Linked DNA regions of Homo sapiens: region 1 is linked to region 2. Evidence: chromatin loops called from intact Hi-C (ENCODE). Cell type or tissue: psoas muscle. All regions are shown on one strand. Region 1 has its middle 18 kb from the start of CAVIN4. Region 2 holds the start of TMEFF1 (transmembrane protein with EGF like and two follistatin like domains 1).

Region 1 (2,500 bases), 120 kb before region 2:
TTGGAGGACCTGAGAGGCCAGTCTCTGGAATGCAGAAACTGAGGAGGAAGAATAAGAGATGAGGATGAAGTTAGGCACGCAGGAGCCAGATCTTGCAGAGCTCATATTTGAGCCTTTTTTTCCTAAAAGTTATGAAAGCCACTGGATGATTGTGATCTCTGTGTAGTAAAAATGCTATGTCTTAGTTAAGCAGAATATGCAACTGCCCACAATCAAAGTCGATAAAATGGATCATATACATCTACAAAATGGTTTCAAGTTAAATTCTGTTAATGTTAAATGCTAGGGGCAAAAAAAAAAATGCAATGCAGATACCACTATTACAATAGCCTCCTTCTCTATCTCTAGAGGCTACTTGTAGTCCCTCTAAACAATAACACCTATTTTTGACTGCTTACTAAATGCTAAGTTTGCTAAGTGCTTTCCATAAAATATCTGGCTTAATATAACACCTTTAGGTGGGTACTATTTAGAAACTGGGTTCAGATAATATAATTTGCCCAAGTTCTCACAGTCAGTAAATGGCAGACACAAGCCAATTTTCCAGTTATAAAGCTAAAGCTCTTGATTGTACATTGAAATACCCCACCTAAGCTTTTGGAAACACTCAACTTCACAACTTTCAGTATCTCCATGCTGCCTTCAACTTCATTCCACCATGCCCTTCGCAGTAGACTCCCTTTGTAAATCAATGCCAACCTGATGCAAGCACAGGTTTGGAATACACACACCCTTAACACCATACAACAAACCACAGCTACCTTTTGAGGGCCACCACTAGAACCAGGACACTTTCTCCTGGCTCATCCCACCTGATACTTTTTCTCCTCCTTACCAACCCATGATTTTGATGCTCTAATCTCTGGCAGCTGAACCCAGTTCTAATTAATACATGCTAATATATGCTAGATAAATGTAAATTTACCTGAATAAGAGCCAAAGAAAAACAGAGGCAAATCCACTATAGTATTCTACTAATCATCCAGTTTGTCATTTTCTATGTTAAACCTCCCCCTCTATTCTTAATCAACAGTGGATAGGTTCCAAACTGCCTGTGCATAAACAATTATGAAAATATCCACTAGATGTCAGCCTTGAGCTGCAGTGAGGCTTGGGGAGCGGACATGGAATGGAAAACTCTTGGGAGTTTGGGTGATTTCCTTTGCAGTGTAAACTAAGGCAGGAACTGTAGTTAGCTTTTTGTATGAACACAATGGCTGGATTTTTTCAATGAGTATAAATACAATAAATTGGATCATGTCGTTCTTATTAACACGTTCCCATGGGTCCCCTTCTTATTCAGAGTAAAACCCAAAGTCCTTAGAACAGCCTGTGACACCCCACTGCTCCCACATTTCCCACCTCACCCATTTCAACCACACTGTCTCCTGAACACAACTGAAACTCTTCCTAGAAACACCTGAATGATTGACTATCAGATTCAAACATTCTGGTCACCTTACCAGAGGCCTTCCCAGACACCCTTTCTAAAATAGTGGCAGCCTGCACCACCCCCACTCATAATGCCCTGCCCCCTTACCTGACTTCTTCTTCACAGCACTTATCACCACCTAACATAACTATATTTGCTAGTTACTAGTCTTTCTCTGGAATCTCTGAAAGCAAGGGCTCTGTTCACTACTTTACTCCCAGAAGAGTGCCAGGCTTACATGAGGTGCTCAAAAAAATACTCATCAAATAAATGATCCTAATTCAAAGATATTCAGAGAAGAGGCCATAGTTCAAAGAGGCATTCATTTGTTTTCATTCAGTAGATACTTATTAAATACCTATTATCTTATTAATGAGAAACACAGTAAGTCCTTTGCACTTACAGAATCTCAGAGAGAATGCACACACAATTTTAAAAGGCTTTACAAAGAGAGAGATATTTGGGCCAGGTGTGGTGGTTCATGACTGTAATCTCAGCACTTTGGGAGGCCAAGGAGGGAGGATTGCTTGAGCTCAGGAATGTGAGACCAGCCTGGGCAACATAGTGGACCTCATCTCTATTAAAAATAAAGAAAAAAAAAATAGCCAGGCATGGTGGGCATGTGCCTGTGGTCCCAGCGGTCCCAGCTACTTGGGAGGCTGAGGTGGGAGGATCACTTGAGCTTAGGAGATGGAAGCTATAGTGAGCTATGATTGCACCATTGCAATCCAGCCTGGGCAACAGAGCAAGCCCCGCCTTAAAAAAAAAAAAAAAAAAAAAAAAAAAGCCGGGCACGGTAGCTCATGCCTGTAATCCCAGCACTTTGGAAGGCCAAGGAGGGCGGATTACGAGGTCAGGAGATCGAGACCATCCTGGCTAACACGGTGAAACCCTGTCTCTACTAAAAATACAAAAAATTAGCTGGGCATGGTGGCGGGCACCTGTAGTCCCAGCTACTCGGGAGGCTGAGGCAGGAGAATGGCATGACCCCGGGAGGCGGAGCTTGCAGTAAGCCAAGATTGCGCCACTGCACTCCAGCCTGGGCGACAGAGTGAGACTCTCAGAAAA
Region 2 (2,500 bases):
ACAAACACACGCTCCCGCGAGCACACCCACGACCACACCGGGAGCCCCGGCCGGCCGCTCAGCCTCGCCGGCCCCGGCCCCGGCCCCACCGCCTCCCCACACGCCGGGCCGCCCTCGCCCAGCCACTCGACACACTCGGACGCACCCACGGCCACTCCCATCCCCAGCGCCGGTCCCAAAGCCACACCGCACGCTCGCGCCCTGCCCTCCGCCCTCGCTCACCCTCGGGCCCACCCCTGGGACCCCCACGACGGGGTCTTTCCCAGCCCGGCCGACCGCAGGGACCACGAGGGAGGCGGCAACGGAGGGGTGGGAAGACCTAGGGCCGGCTCCGACCGGTCCTACCTGAGCAGTTGATGCTCTTGCCTTTGCCGCCGGGACAGTCCCCGCCGCTGCCGCCGCCACCACCCGGGGGCTGGTTGGACGCGCGGCTCCCGGGCAGAGAGAAGGCGAAGAGCAGAAGCACCGACGTGTAGCAGCAGAAGGCGAGCGGAGGCGCGGCAGGCAGCCGGAGCGGCGCCTCAGCGGCTGCGGCGCCCATGACTGGTGCCCCTGGACGGCGGGAAGCGCAGGGAGCCGCAGGCCGGGGGCATCCAGCCGCGCGCCCAGAGCCCCGCCGCTGCCTCGGTGCCTCCTAGCAGCCGCGCCGCTGAGCCGGGGAGCAGCCCGTCAGCATCCCCGCCCCACCCGCAGCGTCCGCCAGGCCCGGGCCCGCGGCGCTCGGGACGGAGTCGGCGGGTCCGGGCGCGTGCGAGGGTCGCGGGCGCGCAAGGGTGCGCGCGAGGGTGCGAGCCGGCGTGGGGGACACCGCGGCGAGGGGAGCGGGCGGGCGCGCGCGCGGCGGGCGGGGGTCGCGGGCCGGAGGCAGGCCCAGCCTCTTGCTCGCCTCCTCGCCTTCCCTTTGTGTCCGTGGCCGTTGCCACCGCGTCACAAAGACCCCGGCCCGCCCGGTGAGGGGCGCGTGACGGAGCCGCCGGCGGGAGGGGTGGCTGCGACCCCGCCCCGCGCACACCCCCAGCTCCCGCGCCGACAGCTCCGCCCCCGGCCGCGGCCGGCGCCGCCTCCAGGGGAGCTATTGTTCCTGCGACAGGGCAGGGGCGCGGGGGCCGGGGTTGGGGCCACCCCTCGGCGGTAGGCTGCACCGTAGCAGACTTGTTTGCCGCCCTTTGTGAGCTGTTTTTGAAGCGTTTCCTTCGCCCAGCAGCAGGGCTGGGAATGAGGGCAGGTGGTCTGTCATATATCTATAATAGTTTTTAGGTGGAAGAAACTGAGTCACGGAAGAGGTAAAGGTGACTTGTCCAAGGTTGCATACCAAGAAATGGGCAGGACCAGGATGGGAGCCCAAGTTCTGACTCTAGCCATGCAGTTCTCAGAGATGTTGGGTGAATGGTTAGATTTCTAGGTTCCTCATCCCCACCTCATTCCCGTAGACTCACATACAAGTGAGTGAAAATAGTTTTACAAAAGTCTGTGTTGCCCTCTCCCCCTAACAAAAGCTGAGATTCAGAGAGGATTTTCTAATATACAAGGCCTGGTGAAAGCTCTTTATGTGCATTCTCTTCAATTATTTTTTTACAGGCCTCGGAGGGAGTTTTCGTTCTTATCTCCATTCTACAGATGAGGAAGTAGGGACCCAGAGAGGCAAGGTGATCTGACTCCCAGTCCAGTGCTCTTCCTACCACATCCTGCTAGGTGATAACTAGACATAGGTACTAAGATCATGGACTGAATTGTGTGAAAGTCCTCTGCCTTTTTCATTCTATTATATTGCATCCCACCCCAGAAGGAATTTTAAGTCTCATTGAAAAACTGATCAATTTGATTCATAAAATTAAGAAATGTGTGAAAAGCCACCGCAAGCAAAGCCACATTAGGAAAAATGTCTTCAGTGCAAATATGAGACAATATACTTAATATAAAGTTATATGTCAAGAAGAAAAAGTTAACATAATAGAAAAATAGGAAGCTTGACTCTTATTCACAAAAAGTACAGACAATAAATACATGAAAACAGATTTGAACCCACTAGTAATAAAAGATTAAAACCACAAAACTCTGGCCAGGGGCAGTGGCTCACACCTGTAATCCCAGCACTTTTAGAGGCCGAGGTGGGCGGATCACCTGAGGGCAGGAGTTCGAAACCAACCTGGCTAACATGGTGAAACCCCGTTTCTACTAAAAATAGAAAAAATTAGCCAGGCATGGTGGCGCGCACCTGTAACGCCTATAATCCCAGCTACTTAGGAGGCTGAGGCAGGAGAATCGCTTGAACCCGGGAGGTAGAGGTTGCAGTGAGCAGAGATTGCACTATTTCACTCCAGCTTGGGCAACAAGAGCGAAACTCCATCACACACACACACGCACACACAATTATTTTCCCTTTGGATGATTAACAAGAGTTAAAAGAATTGGCAGACTGAGCACTACTAATTTATACATTTTAGGAGGGCAATTTGACTATGTATCAAAAAACCTTTAAAATATGTTTACTCTTTAGCAA

The links. Hi-C counts contacts between places; a loop is a spot of excess contacts. Peaks named below come from ENCODE experiments on the same cell type or tissue, not always from the same donor. Only the 100,000 strongest peaks of a DNase experiment are listed, where the experiment ranks them.
Region 1: a loop joins it to region 2, with 2.9 times the contacts of the local background. A loop is called at or near these places in 8 of 110 quality-filtered maps.

Annotation. Positions count from the first base shown.
Region 1 is chr9:100,594,382-100,596,881 of GRCh38, reverse strand. No RefSeq gene overlaps it. Among named protein-coding and RNA genes, the nearest start is that of CAVIN4, 18 kb to the right of the region's middle. In psoas muscle, a CTCF peak has its summit at 1,087 (motif pointing right); no DNase peak of the experiment used is centred here.
Region 2 is chr9:100,471,586-100,474,085 of GRCh38, reverse strand. All of the region lies in intron 1 of MSANTD3-TMEFF1 (MSANTD3-TMEFF1 readthrough), which reads right to left. TMEFF1 (transmembrane protein with EGF like and two follistatin like domains 1) reads right to left here and starts at 937. Exons shown (of 10, transcript NM_003692.5): 1 at 346-937. The coding sequence starts at 541. It overlaps LOC124902237 (a long non-coding RNA gene), which reads left to right and starts at 1,196. Exons shown (of 3, transcript XR_007061702.1): 1 at 1,196-1,283; 2 at 1,579-1,709. RefSeq lists silencers at 152-311, 622-681, 962-1,121. In psoas muscle, no CTCF peak of the experiment used is centred here; DNase peaks (open chromatin) are centred at 495 and 1,045; H3K4me3 peaks cover 1,762 bases.